2 separate regions of the Mus musculus genome follow, and region 2 is linked to region 1. The links are chromatin contacts, found by Hi-C or POLR2A ChIA-PET in ENCODE. All regions are on one chromosome and are shown on one strand. Each heading gives the region's core, a stretch centred on a gene start or an enhancer-like site at or near the end of the contact. The rest is flanking DNA. Distances are from core to core; before and after follow the strand shown.

Evidence for each region. A loop is a pair of places that touch in the nucleus more often than their neighbours do. ChIA-PET counts read pairs that join two places held with the same protein, here RNA polymerase II (POLR2A).
Region 2: POLR2A ChIA-PET joins it to region 1 with 70 read pairs in embryonic stem cell. The contact joins the enhancer-like site here to the promoter of Sqstm1 in region 1. A Hi-C loop is called at or near these places in 2 of 37 maps with a recorded cell type or tissue (heart and left cerebral cortex). POLR2A ChIA-PET finds 5 or more read pairs at or near these places in 4 of 5 experiments (Patski and embryonic stem cell).

Annotation. Positions count from the first base shown.
Region 1 is chr11:50,206,733-50,214,245 of GRCm38, forward strand. It overlaps Sqstm1 (sequestosome 1), which reads right to left and starts at 4,088. Exons shown (of 8, transcript NM_011018.3): 1 at 3,821-4,088; 2 at 1,089-1,184; 3 at 675-904; 4 at 428-569. The coding sequence starts at 4,025.
Region 2 is chr11:50,248,324-50,255,836 of GRCm38, forward strand. It overlaps Maml1 (mastermind like transcriptional coactivator 1), which reads right to left. Exons shown (of 5, transcript NM_175334.3): 5 at 7,311-7,513. Among named protein-coding and RNA genes, the nearest start is that of Ltc4s, 14 kb to the left of the region's middle. Within about 2 kb of position 3,893, at least 1 of the 3 ENCODE cell types and tissues checked has a DNase peak (open chromatin) inside an H3K27ac peak, as active enhancers do; it is heart, where a contact is called at or near this core.

The sequences.
Region 1 (7,513 bases), core at 2,838-5,337:
TCCCAAGTTAACCCAAAACAAAAGAAAATACATTCTAGAAATCCAGCCACCTACCCATGCCTCCCAAGGGCGGCCTGGCAGGGGACGGTGGGCCATTTAGGGAAATTAGTGGGCTCAGGCGTTCAGCCACCTGTTTACCCACTTGTAAAAGAGAAATGCTTTGTCTCTTCGGGGTTAAGAGGGTTTGATACCATGGATAAGGATAGAGTGTAGCACAAAAAAGGAACCCCTATGTGTCATGTGTAAGACCCTAGGTTCAACCTCCATTCCCCCAAAAGACAAAAAAAAAAAGGTAAAGGGATGTGTAATGTGCAACTCAGTGTGGGTACTTCTGGACTTTAGGCTATGGGGATGGCTTGGCCAAGGGCCTACCTGAACTAGCTGGCTACTTAAGACACCCAAAAGCTAGTTCAAATACCAGTCTTACCTGACTCAGCTGTAGGGCAAGGGCGGCCATCCCCTGCACGAGGAGGACGTGGGCTCCAGTTCCCCGGTGGGCCCATCTCCCAGCCAGGCCAGCCAAAGTGTCCATGTTTCAGCTTCCGAAGCCAGCGGCTATGAGAGAAGCTCTGGGTAGGAGGAAGCAAGACAGGAGGAGAGTGAGGGGTCAGGGTTTCCAGCTCCCACCACCCTGTATGCCCCCCACGCCCCAGGACGGCAGAGCCCCGGCTCACATCAGAGAGGTGGCCAAAGGGGTTGGGAAAGATGAGCTTGCTGTGTTCCCTGTGCAGGCCCTTCCCCTCGCACACGCTGCACAGGTCGTAGTCTGGGCACACACTGCACTTATAGCGAGTTCCCACCACAGGCCCGTTGCAACCATCACAGATCACATTGGGGTGCACCATGTTTCGGGGTGCCTCCTGAGCACATGGTGGGCGATGTTCCCGCCGGCACTCCTTCTTCTCTGCAGGGAGAGTCAAAGAGTCCATCCAGAACTTAGTTGCTAAGGACAACCGCTTAGGAGGCCAGGACCTCTGTGCCTCTGACAACTCCCAGCCCCGCTACACCCACCCCAAGGCATCACAACTCCGACTCCTGACCCTTCGAGGAAAGCCCCACAGGAAGGAAGCCCCGGATTCAGCCTTTACCTTTAATGTAGATGCGGAAGATGTCATCTTTCACATAGGACATAGCCATTGTCAGCTCCTCATCACTGGAAAAGGCAACCAAGTCCCCATCCTCATCTAGATTGTTCAAGAAATGACACATCAGAGCCAGGGACACAGCTCGGCGGGAGCATGCAAAGGCCTTAGGTTCCATTCCCAGAACTAGAGGCTAAAATGCAGCAGAGGCACCCAGCATCTGCTGCAGTGTACAGAGCCCAGTGGTAAAGGGACATCTACTAAGGCTCTACACTCAACCTGGCTGCTGAGCCAAGCAGCAAGATGGCCGTTCATTCCGATACGGCATGAATATGTACTCCAACCTAGGTCCTAGATTAGTTACATGCAGAAGGCAGAACATATGTCATGTGTATATGTGTATAAGGGTCCAGCTTCCTGCCACTAACCACTGGGCCACCTGTGCCCTCAGGCCACGCCTAACCAGGTGTGGGTCCATCACCTGGGAGATCCCACCCTAGTCCTGATGGCCCAGCCCTTCAAAGGCCTCAGGCTTCAGAAGTAAAGGACGTAAGTCCATCTGTCCCCTCCCTTCAACTAGACAGCTAGAAACCACTACATTCAGGCTCCATCTAAGTTGTTCTTGGGTTTTTTGGTGTTTTTTTGTTTTGTTTTTTGAGACAGGGTTTCTCTGTATAGCCCTGGCTGTCCTGGAACTCACTTTGTAGACCAGGCTGGCCTCGAACTCAGAAATCTGCCTGCCTCTGCCTCCCAAGTGCTGGGATTAAAGGCGTGCAGCCACCATGCCTGGCATCTAAGTTGTTCTGAGGTTGTTGTTTGTTCTGTTTTTGTCAATTCTATGTTTTCTGCTTTCAGGGGCAGGATCTTAGTATGTAGCCCTACCTGGCCTGACACTACTTAGAGCAGGACAGCCTACAACCTGTGGATGAGCCGCCTTCGTGCTGGGATTACAAACATGCAACCAGGCTTCCAGGTTTTGTTTTGTTTTTTTAATATTGTATGTACACATCACACACACACACACTTAAGTGTATGTGTGTGCCACAAAGGCCAGAAGAGGTGTTGGGTCTCCAGGACCTGCAGCTGTGATGAGTGCTAGGGACAGAACTTGGGTCCTCTAGAAGAGCAGCCAAGGCTTTAACCATTGAGCGATTTCTCAAACCCATCTGGCTTCATTTTGTTAGCTCACAATAACTGGGATCACAGCCATATGCTTCTATGTCAGTACAAATAGTCTGTATAAAACCTGATACAGTACAAAAACCTTATACAGGCCAAAACCACACACCTGCAGGCTGGACTGAGCCTCTGAGCAACCATTTAGCAACAGCTACCATAAGGGAGATGAGAGAGATTGCCTCAAAAGAAACAGTGTCCATAAACTACAGACCAGATAAATTAAACATGACATATTCAAAGAAGACTATTCTTCATACACAAAAAGAAATTAAATACTGCCCATGTACAGAAATAGAGCCCTTGACTAGCATATGCAAAGCCCTAGGTTCAATTCCCAGTACTGGAGGGGGGAAGATGTACTAGTGAGAGCTGTAATACAAATGGGCCTTAGACATATTAATAAGTGAATGAACAAAGATTCACTGTGCCAGCCTGGTCTACAGACCAGCCAAAGCTACCTAGAGAAACCCTGTCTTGAAAAAGCAACCAAAAAAAAAAAAAAAAGCCATTTTAATGTGTTCTAATTCCTAATAGTAAAATGAATACTAAAGTAGACCAGCCATTGCCTGGAACTGGAAAGGATACAAGATGACAAACAGGAAAAAAATTATATAATAAAATAATAATTATTACAATAATTGTTATATAATTTTTATGTAATATATAAATAAAATTTATAAAACAATGAAGAGATTCTAAGCCGAATGTGAAAATAGTTATACAACTCATTTTTTTTTTTTAAATGCAAGGAGCTGGGGAGGTAGCTCAGTTGCTCGAGGGCCTAACATGCATGAAGCCCTGGACTGGATGCCTAGCACAAAGATGACTCAGAAGGACAATTTAGAGATACAGGCCATCCCGGCCATATAGTAAGACCTGTCTCTGCTAATACGAAAGAATAATCGTTATACACTTTTACTGGGTGAATTGCACAGGTCCTAGGTTATAACGCAGTTACACTGAAAATTTTCTGTCCAGTAGTCCCTGTGATTCCTGCACTAGAAAATTGAGACAAGAGGATTGGAGTGATTGAGGACGGCCTAAACCACTCGTGAATTCCAGGCCAATCAGGCTACGTGGCTTTATTTCAGAAAAGAGAGAGACTGACCAACCAACCTGGCCTACCCACAGTCCTCCATAGAGATCGCAAAACCATTCCCTCCCACAGGGAGGGTCTTGTCCACTCGTCTCTTGTCAACAACCTCTAGCTCCACCCCATGCAGCCACCAGCCACTCCAACGCAAGAGACTGAGCTAGTTCCGGGGTCCCCTACCTCCCTTCCCACGGGCTGCCCCACCCCGCCCCCGCTGCTTATTTATCCGCGTCACTCCTCTCCACCCCTCCTCCACGTCTGCCTGGTCCCAGGTCTTCCGGGGCTTTAACTGAACCCACCACCGGGCGTTACGGGGAGCAAGCGAACCGCTGGATGTTAGATGTAACCTGAGCGGCCGCCTGACCACCCTGTCCCCGCGGGGAGCCAGAGGACACGCCGCCTCGTCCTCGCCCAGACCTACTACTCCCTGGCGGGGGAGGTTGGCTTCCCCGCCCCAGGCCCTCACCGCGGTAGTGCGCCTGGAAGCCGCCAGGCCTCAGCGTGGGGAACAGCACAGCCACTCGGCTCAGCAGCCTCTCGCAGGGCCCCGGGCCGGCCGCGGCTTGGGCTTCCGCCTCCGGCTCCGGGCTGAAGCAGAAGCTGAAGCGGCGGATCTCGCGGGTCGCCTCCTCCTTGCCCAGAAGATAGGCCTTCACCGTGAACGACGCCATAACCGCGGTCTAGGTACGGACGAAACAGCTGGGCAGCGGCGGCGCCGAGAGCCCAGCTTTTATAGAAAACGGGGGAGCCCCGCCTCGTGGGGGCGGAGCCTCTATGAGCCCCGCCCCTCCCCTAGGCTGGGGCGGCCGCTGGAGCCCCCTTGATGGGACCCTTGAAAGGTACGGGGTCGAGACGACCCCACTGCCTACTCTTTTCTTTCCCACCGAATACATGGGTGACCACAAGAGACCAGCCTCAGCCTCAAGTCGTTGGGAAAAGGACCCGTAAGTATCGAGCCTAGGTACCTCCCAGGCTTGGGCCTGCCTATGACTCAGCAGTGTCGTCCCCAAGCCAGGGGGGATGTACGGCCCAGAAGCTAGGAGGACACAGATGTCTACTGTCAGGTAGCCATTCTTTTAGCCAAACAGGCTGTCTCACAGGATGCTATTCCGACCCTCCTAAACATAGTGTCCCCGGTAGTAGCCCCCACTCCCACCCCCTTCCAGGCATCCACCATGACCAGCCCCTCACTGAATAAAGGAACATCACCCACCATCTTAGGCCTCACCCAATTTAACAAAGATCAGGTTGAGAGGTGTTGGACAAGCACTGGTGACTTCTCACAAACCCACCCTGTAAGAGGGGTAGCCAGGGCTCCAGAGGCAGCAGTAGTCACAACCTGTTCATTGCAACCAGAGATTCCTCACTGCAGCCCAGACACACACACACATACACACACATTCATATTCTCTCTCTCTCTCTCTCTCTCTCTCTCTCTCTCTTTCTCTCTCTCTCTCTCTCGGAAGGTACATGTATCTCAGGCCTTAGTGGCTTCAAAGCACAAAGGGATCAGACCACCTGCCCTCCATCTAGGAACCAAAATACAAGCTATAGCCAGTCCTGTGCCACAGGTTGGTTATTCCAGCTGTTTGAGGTGCTGAGGCAGGAAAAGACCAAGTTCAAGATATTCTGCTTGAGCAACTTGGTGAAACTGTTTCAAAATAGAAAGTGATCCTAGTACTTGGGAGGTCAGAGGTTCCAGAGTTCAAAGCCAGCCTTGGCTGCATGAGGCTTCTAAGAAAGAAAAAAAGTCTGGGTGCTGGGGGGCGGGAATAAAGAATCTGGCTATACAGTTTAGTAAGGATACAGGAGATTTAGCTTAGTAGGGATACAGCTTATAGAGATTTAGCTTAGTAGGGATACAGGTCATGAGGATTTAGCTTAGTAGGGATATACCCGGGAGATATCATTAATGGGAATTTGGTGCATAGGGATATAGCTCAGTGACAGAGCACCTGCCTAGTATGTGTTACATCTTAGGTTCAACCCCCAATACAAACGCCAAAACCAGGAAATGCTGCTTTCTGTGGCCAGAGTGACCTGTTAGCTAGCATGATGACACACATCTGTAACCCCAGCCCTTGGGAAGCTGAGTCAAGAGGAATTCTAATTCAAGGCTCGGCCAGGCTTGCATAGCAAGTCCTACTCTCAAAAAAAAAACAAATTAAGCAGGGCAGTGGTGGCACATGCCTTTAACCCCAGAACTTGGGAGGCAGAGGCAGGTGGATTTCTGAGTTCAAGGCCAGCCTGGTCTACAGAGTGAGTTCCAGGACAGCCAGGGCTACACAGAGCAACCCTGTCTCAGGGAAAAATAAAAACAAACCACAAATTAAATGAATAAAGTAAAATGAGCTCTTAGCAGGAACCCAGTCCTGGGAAGGCTAGAGGCTGAGAAGGGTGTCACCCTGTAAGGCCTTCTAGGTATGGTCCTTTCCATAGGACTAGACCTGCTGAGTCAAAGTCATGGGAGAAGACATGCAGGGCAGAATTGGAGCTCAAGTCGTCTCCCTGAGGCAGGGTCTCCACACCAGCTTCCTAGGGCCCCTCTCCCAGTTATCATGTCTTCCCTGGACCTCTCTCAGAATTGGTTTTGTGAGAGCAGAAAAATCTGTAATTTTAGGAAAACTCAGCAATGGACAGTGATTTGCCACACAGGTGTGACTGCCATTTCCCTGGTGGCTAGAAGGTACACACCTATTGCCCCAGAGGACAATCCCAGTTTTAGGCTTTCCTCTCCAACAGTTGCTAGCCCAGGAAAAGGCCCCTGATCCTGCAGGACCCTCTGCTAATGCAGAGGACAGTGGGGACGCAAAGGCTGTATCCCGATGTCAGCTGCTGGCCAAGCGTGACTCAGCAGTCTAGTGGCCTGACAGCCTTAAAGCTTCAATCAGACCAAACTTCCTATGGAATGTCTGAGCCAATGGGGAACTGTGGGGAAATCCTTTACTCTGTCACCAGTGGAAGAAAGAGAAATGGGGAGATGCCCTGGGTTCCAGGCCAGGCCAGCATGCCCTACAGCCTACAGCGACTCAGGCTCTCTCCTGAGTTCCCAGGCCAACCAGGGAGGTAAACAAGGCGGTGGCTGGGGAACCCCCTGGTAGGGCCCTTTCTGCTTGCTGTGGTCAGGTGGCCTGGGCGGCTATGAGTCAGAGTCCCATGATCATGGTCATAACAGGGGGATCCCAAGCTGCTGCCATCCGGTCCAGTGCCAGCAGACAGGATGGAAAAGGTCCTTGAGGGTGTGATGTCTGGAGAAGGGTCTCGGGAGGGGTCTCTGGAGGACCCGACAGCAAAGTGAACTTTCAGAGGCCAAGGTTGCCAAGATAAGTCAGACCAGGCATCTTGCCAATGTCTGATGTCTTGTTCATGAGTCCACCTGTCCCTCACCCACTGAAGCGTAGACTAGGAGGAAAGGGAAAGGCTTGTCACCTGAATCGAGAGATAGCACTTTGGATAGGTGACTAACCTTGTCTTTGAAATGTGTCAGGAATGGGAGGACCTGAACCCCTCCCTAGGGGATTCCCCACAGGAGCACTAATAGAAGCTACCAGGGAAGTAAGTGTGCAGGCCTCAAGTGGCCTGCCTGAGTTAAGAGGGAGGTTCTGTGACAGGAGCAAGAGTGGCCCAGGACCTCTGCTGTCTGTCTCCTTGGGTCCCCCCCCAAAGACTTGGCAATGGTCTCCTCACTGAAGCTAGCTCCAGACACACTAGAAGAGGGCATCAGATCCCAGTACAGAAGGTTGTGAGCCACCATGTGGTTGCTGGGAATTGAACTCAGGACCTCTGGAAGAGCAGTAAGTGCTTTTAAGCCCTGAGCCATCTCTCCTGCCCCTTGATTCATTTTGTTAAGTCTCATGTAGTCCATATGTCAAGGAATAAGCTTGGCAGCCTGCTCTACAGAGTGAGTTCCAGGACAGCCAGGGCTACACAGAGAAACCCTGTCTCAAAAACAAAAAAACAAAAAAAAGGAAACCCTGTCTCAAAAAAACAAAAAGAAAAAAATAAGAAAAAAGCTCGGGCTGGAGAGATGGCTCAATGGTTAAGAGCACTGAGTGCTCTTCCAGAGGTCCTGAGTTCAAATCCCAGCAACCACATGGTGGCTCACAACCATTTGTAATGGAATCCAATGCCCTCTTCTGGTGTGTCTGAAGACAGCAAC
Region 2 (7,513 bases), core at 2,643-5,142, 41 kb after region 1:
CTGGTGTGTCTGAAGACAGCTACAGTGTACTCATAAATATGAAAGAAAGAAAGAAAGAAAGAAAGAAAGAAAGAAAGAAAGAAAGAAAGAAAGAAAGGGGAAGGAAGGAAGGAAAAGAAAGAAAGAAAGGAAAGAAAGAAAGGAAGGAAGGAAGGAAAAGAAAGAAAGAAAGAAAGAAAGAAAGAAAGAAAAAAAGAGAGAAAGAAAGAGAGAAAGAAGTTTTTAAAAAAGAAAGACAAGAGCTATGCATAGCACAACCAATGGAGTCCCAGATTACTAACCTAGTTCCTATGCTTGCTTTCCTTGAGGGGGAGAAGCAGAGCTACTTTCACCACGGTGCTCAAGAAACAAAGACAGGGTGTGGGAGAGCAGCACTCTCTTCCAGAGGACCCACATTCAATTCTCAAACCCACATCGGAGCTTAGAACCATCTGTAACTCTTCTTCCAGGGTATATGATGCTCTTTTCTGGTCATCAGGCATACACATGGTGCACAGACACACATGCAGATAAAACACATATGAAGAATAAAATAAAATTAATTATCTTTAAAAGGAAGCAAAGATATAGGTAGAGTTGGGGACCTCTTCAAGGTCACATTCCACTGATGTCACTTCCTCCCACTAGGATCCTCCTCCTCCAGTTCTGCCACCTCCCAGTTGTACCGTACGCTATCGACCAACCTTTAGCATAGGCTGGGGGGGTTGGGGGAGGGGGAGGATTTACGATCCAAACGTTAACAGTAATTTTGCCTTTTGCATTCAAGCCTGTAGCTCACAAGGACTTTGCTTATGTGTCAGGTTGAGGTTGCATTTTTCCCCCCTAAATTTTGAGCAAAGGCTTGTGGGTGGGGTGGGGTGGAAGTGGACACTTGGAATCGTTTGTTTAGATTGAATGTGTGTGAATGTTTCAGCTGCATGTATGTATGTGCACCACACACATCCTTGGCGCCTGTGGCCTGAGCTGGGAGTCAGATCCCCTGTAAGTGGACTTGTAGAGATGGTTTAGAGATGCTATGTAGGTGCTGGGAATCAAATCTGGGTCTTCTGCAAGGTCACCAAATGCTCCCAGCAGCAGCTGGGGCTGGACATGGAACATCGTACATTTCCCGCAAGTGCTCTACCCTGACCTGAACCCCCAGCCTACAAAAGACTTAAAAACATAATTCTAAGCTTAAAATGTGTAAGAACGTGACAAAGAATTGCAGTCTCCCTTTAACCGGAGTTCTTATCTTCCTACCACAGTTGACACCCACCCTGTCCCCCATCTCCAGGTATGTTCTTGCAAACATCCCCCCCCCCTCCCCGACCATTTTAGGATAATTTGGAGGCAAAATGTCCGCAGGAATGTTTTGGTTTGTTGCGCTCAGAAACTGGGACATTCTGTTGTATAGTTACATTACAGTTGTCACAATGAACACATACATTGAGACAACACTCTGACTAACAAACCTCAGCCCGACAGTTCTGGTTGCTCCAGTACTGTGCTGTGGGGCAAGGAACTCCTGTGCCGAGCTGCTTTCAGTTCCATTGTTCTCTCGCTGTCCTGGAACTCTCTAGGTAGCCAGGTTGACCCTGAACTCACAGAGATCCCCCTGCCTCTTCCCCCAGAGTACTGGGACTAAAGGCGTGCACGTGCCTGCCTCTCTTTTTTAGATTTATCATTAATTATGTATATGCATGTGAGTATCTGCACACAAGTGCACAGGCCTGAGGCGGCCAGAGTGTGGGATCTCCCTGGGGCTCAGAGTTACAGGTAATTGTGAGCCTTTTGATATAGAAGCTGGGAACCCAACTGGGGTCCTCTTCAAGAGCTGTAAGTACTCTTATACACTGAGCTGTCTCTCCATCCCCTTCCTTCCTTCCTTTTTTCCTTCCTTCCTTCCTTCCTTTTTTTTTTTTTTTTTTTTTTTTTTGGTTTTTTCGAGACAGGGTTTCTCTGTGTAGCCCTGGCTGTCCTGGAACTCACTCTGTAGACCAGGCTGGCCTCGAACTCAGCGATCCTCCTGCCTCTGCCTCCCAAGTGCTGGGATTAAAGGCGTGTGCCACCACTGCCCAGCCCTATTTTTACTTTTTACAACCCAGTGTTTTTTATTTACCCATGTCTGTGGTTATGTGTTTCTGCCTTGCTGCTGATGTGCCACTAAGGAGAGGTGAGACACAGTCTAAGATAGAGGCCTCAGCCTGTGTTTCTCTGGGTAAAAACAACTAGGGCTGAGACAGGTGTGGTTCTCAAACTCCTTGCACCCAGACATCACTGGGGACCACAAGGAATTAGGAATGGGGTTCTGAGGGCCCTTGATGAGCCTGGGATGGGGCAGAATCTGGCTTAGCTCGGAGTGAGTGCCAGAAGTGCAGAGGGGTTGGAAGAGGGGCCTGTCTATGGGAGACTTAGGCACAGCTCTGTATGATGAAGGAGACAGTCCTTGCTTGTACAAATTGTTTTATTCATGGAGGATGAGGATGCATGTGCCTTACTCAGGGTGAGCCAGAGATTCAGTATCGTTTGCAGGGAGGGATGCCCAGAAAGGGAAACTCATTGGCTAAACACAGGGCCTATCTAGGTACCTCATTAGCATGGAGAACTCTAGGTTCTGTGCTATGTGACTGGTTACCATGGTCCTCTGAGTGGGGTGTTGTGATCACGTGCTCTAGAACAGGAAACTGGTCTGGAGTTCAAACTCCTGGCATCCTGGCATTCTTTTTTTTTTTTTTTTCAAGACAGGGTTTCTCTGTATAGCCCTGGCTGTCCTGGAACTCACTTTGTAGATCAGGCTGGCCTCAAACTCAGAAATCCGCCTGCCTCTGCCTCCCAAATGCTGGGATTAAAGGCGTGCGCCACCACTGCCCAGCCTGGCATTCTTTCTTTTCTTTTCTTTTCTTTTCTCTTCTTTTTTTTTTTTTTTTTACTTTAGGTTTGTGACTATACTGTACCTGTCTTCAGACACCCCAGAAGAGGGCATTGGGTCCCATAACAGATGGTTGTGAGCCACCATGTGGTTGCTGGGAATTGAACTCAGGACCCTTGGAAGAGCAGTCAGTGCTCTTAACCACTGAGCCATCTCTCCAGCCCCCCAGCCTGGCATTCTTAATTATGAGATTTTTATGGTTTCTGAACTTGGTACAACCTGTTCTTCTGTCTGGTAGCGCAGTCTACTGTCCCATACATGTCTTAGTTAGGTTTTCTGTTGTTGAAACAAAATTGGCTTGCACTTCCATATTGCTGTTCATCACCAAAAGAAAATCAGGGCGGGAACTGAAACAGTGCAGGATCCAGGCAGAAGCTGGTGCAGAGGCCATGGAGGGATGCGGCTTACTGTCCCTGCTTCACATGGCTTGCTCAGCCTGCTTTCATCTAGAACCCAGGACCATCATCCCAGGGATAGCACTGCCCACAGTGGACTGGTCCCTCCCCATTAGTCACTATAAAAAATGTCCTACAGACTTGCCTGTAGCCTGATCTTATGAGGACATTTTCTCAGTTGAGGTTTCCGCCTCTCAGGTACCTCTAATTTGTGTGTCAAGTAACATAAGTCTGCAGTGCATCCCGTTGTGCCATCAGCCTAGGGGATGGGGTCTGTGGCCCCACTGATTCCCAGATGCCTGTGTGTTGCTCCAGATGGAGCGGGCTGGCTGCAGCTGGACAGATAGATACCTTTCCCTTTGGCTTCTTCCTTTTTCTGACCACTTCGAGAAGCTGTGTGGACCCTTAGAGTGTTGTTGTTGTTGTTGTTGTGTGCACACAGTATAAGTGTTCATTAGTCACAGAAGAATGACACCCCAGACTCAAATAGTACGTAAATGCAGAGTGTTTTATTCTGCAGAAGTCCAGCATGCTGCAGTCTCCATTATCAAGATAGAGAAACAACCAAGTGAGCTCGCAGGCCTGATTTAAAGCTCATCAGGGGAATTCCAGCAACCTTTATCTTGCTCCATCTCTAGGGACATTCCAGAGCCATTACCAGGCCATGGGGGCTGGAAAACTGTTTCTGGGGAAGTCTGGAAACTGCTGCTGACCCGTTGTCCTTGCCTCAGGCCAGGGCAGCTTCTGAGGCCTGGGACTTGCCTGGACTTGCTCAGTTCTTGGAAACAGAGTTAGGCCTTGTCTCCTGAACTGCCAGTGTGAAGCCTGTCATGGAGTCAGATCAGCCTTCTCAACAGCTATCCTCAGTGTGTGTGACACTTAAAGGACAGCTTTGAGGAATCCGCTTCTCTTTGAGGAATCTCTTCTTAGATCACTAAATCAGATGATGGCTGAGGTGTGTGTTAGGCCAGCTTCTGCTCAGCCTCGTCTTGCTCAGCCTCAGGGGTCGGAGGTGGGGGTCGGACTCTCAGCTGGTGGGTCAGCGGCTTCTGTCTTTGCCCTTTGTGGTTTGGGGTTCCCTGGGATCTGTGGGCAGACGAAGTTGTGGATGCTGAGGTTGAGTCGCCTGCTGACCTTGGTTGGGCCTTTCACTTTTACTGCCATCCTCTCTAGGCTGTCTTTGGCAAGGAAGGCTTTGTGGAATTCTGGTCTGTAACTGTATACGCGCTGTCTCACTGGCCGACCCTCCTGTCCTGCACTGTGGTTGTTAGCAGCCTCCATCACTCTCCTGGTAGAGGGGGGTGGAAACTGGTCTGTGCAGTTTTTTCCTACTTTATGGTGGCAATCTTCCCCTGCAATAGGGATGGCGTGGTTGGGCCTGTCCTTCAGGAGTGTTCTACCACCCCCTCCCCAACTGTCTGCTGGTGACTTTGTGAAGAACCTCTAGGGAGCAGATAGTGTCTAAGTGGTTCTCTTTGCTGTGTGTACAGCTGTGGAGTGTCCCTCCGTGAGGGCTTGTAACATTGGCTGCCTCTGAATCCATTTCCAGTCCTTAGTTTGGAGGTACTTCTCGGGGCTGTCGGTTTTGTTGTTCTTGAGACACGGTTTCACTGTGTAGACTACACCGGCCTGAACTAGCAGAGATCCACCTACCTGTGCCTCTTAAGTGCTGGGATCAAAGGGGAGTGCCATCATGTGTGGCCTTCATATCTGCTTCTTACTTCAAACAGTTCTATTGTTCATAAAACCTTGTTGAGATAGATAACCATTTGTCCCTGTCACCTGGCACTGCAGACTTCAGGACATGTGGGCTAGTGCTGCTTGCCACTGTAGGCTTGAGACTGGAATTGGTGTTAGCTGGTGGCTACCTGGTATCAATCAGCCTTGTTTCTCATAGCAGTGGTGATGGTGTTTGCAGCTGGCTGTGGCAGCTGCAGCTCTTCCAGGGTTGCCATGGTGCCAGGTCAGTAGTGTTCCAGCTGCCCCCGGCTCTCCTGGATTCTCTCTCCACTCCTGTTACTGCTCCAGTGCCATCTTTTCTGTCTTAAGATTTGAGTGTTTTGCTCCCATGTATGTATGTGCATCACATGTGTGCCAGATGCCACCAGTCAGAAGAGTGTTGGATCTCCTAGAACTGGAGTGACAGAGGGTTGTGAGCTGCCATGTGGGTGCTGGGAACTGACACCGGATTCTCTGAAAGAGCAGCCAATGATCTTTATCACTGAGCCAACTACCCACTCCCCATGTTTCCTTTTTAAACTCTTCCTTTTCTTCCCTCCCTCCTTCCCGTCATTCCTTTGTGCTGTCTCAAACTGGCCTCGGACTCCTGGCCTTCCTTTTGAGTGCTAGAGTCTAGATATGTGCTGCACGGGTCAGACTCCATGTGTCCCTTTTTGAGTATTTTGGTTTTTTTTTAAATTTTATGATATGTATTTATTATGCACATAGCCAGCTCGGCGACAGCAAAGATGCGGAGCCTCCGCGGCTCTTTCCGTGGATGCCGCAGCACCTTTGAGTTGCACTTGCATCAGTGCCAAGCATCGGGAGAAGGCAGTGCTGTGTGTGGGAGGACTGGGAAGACACCCAAGCTCAGATCCTGGAGCAGCCCCTCCTCTGCACATCGCATTCACGCCGTGGAGGAGCAGAGCAGTCACAAGTTGAGCATCTTAGATGGGAGCTAGCTGTATCCCACCCCCATCTGTTGACATCTCCCCAGACCTGCACAGGGCAGGAACTGCAGGCTACCCCTCCAGGCTGCACACACAGGATGAGGAGTTCACCAAAGTACCTGTGTTTGCTTTTTGTTTTTGAGACAAGCTCTATGTAGCCCAGGCTGACCTAGAATTGGCGGGGATTCTTCTGGCTCAGCCTCCCATGGGCTTAGGATAATTGAACTGGTCTGGCTTCTGGGAGCTCTTGAGCTGCCTCCTGGCCCCATTCCTCTATGATCCAGAATCTTCCTTGCTATCAGGGCACCTCTGCTACTGGCAGGCTGGTCATAGGAGGAGCACACAGCTTTGCAGAGGCCCAGGCTGGCTTCCCATGAGTCCTCTTGGATGTACCTGGCTGGTGAATTTGGGCCCAACAAGACTGAACACTCCTCCCACAGTAACTTCATCTCTAGTGTCTGCCTCCTCTCCCTACACCTCAGTTACTTTTGCATTGTGACTTTCCTCTGGAAGGATGGTGGCTTTCTCAAAGCTTCCACGAGCCAAGCCTGATGCTACTGCTTGCTGGGGGCTCTGCCAAGGTGGCAAATTTTGTATCAGAGCAGAGGGCTACTATGTCTCTAAGCCCTCCCTCCCTCCAATCTAGCAATGGTGGTCATTCAGACTGGCTCCTACAGGCAGTGTCCTACAGTGCCTTGTGTTCCCGTTCCTGTTTCTAGGCTTATGAGTTCTTAGTTCATTTTCTGTTCCTGTAACAAAATGCTTGTGGCTGAATAATTTAATTATGAGAGGTGATTATCATCTGGGCATAGCGGTGTGTGTCTGTAATTTTAGCACTTAGGAGTGCTGAAGTAGGAGGATCATTCTCATTGTGTGTAAAGAAGGCTTTGGGGGTGGTTGGTATGTGTAATACAGTACACACTTTTAATCTCAGTGTTCTTGGGAGGCAGAGGCCCCCAAGATCTCTGAATTTGAGGCCAGCCTGGTCTATCTACAGAGCAAGTTCCAGAACTTCACAAAACAACAACAAAAAAGCATTTGGATCTCATACTGGGTCCTAGTTGGCTCCTAATTATTTTTTTCCAGTGCACCATTGCTTTGTATCGGCCCCAGCTCTCCAGTCCCACTTTGACTTCCTGGAGGCCTAGAATGTGTTGTTCCCCATCTGTCTTGTCTGACCACAGTGAGAGGACTGCTCTTTTGTAGCATGCCAGTGGTGCTCTCTGCCTTCATTGCCACCAGCAAGGGAGCCCCCACAAGACATGCAGGAAGAGAGTGAAGCTAATCAGAGAAATTGACAGCTGTCAAATGTCCCACTGAAGTCAAACATGCTTGTGATTTCCATACTAGTAAAATATTTTTATTATTTTTATAACACAAGGAAAGTAAAGATTTCTTTTTGGTGTATACCAGAGCTAAGGGAAGCAGAGTAAGGGGATTAATAGGACTTTTATGTACTTTTGATGATCATAAAAAGTTAACAATACCAACTGCTTGCCATAAAACTTATCATAGCTCCAAACACATATAAAGGATCAGTT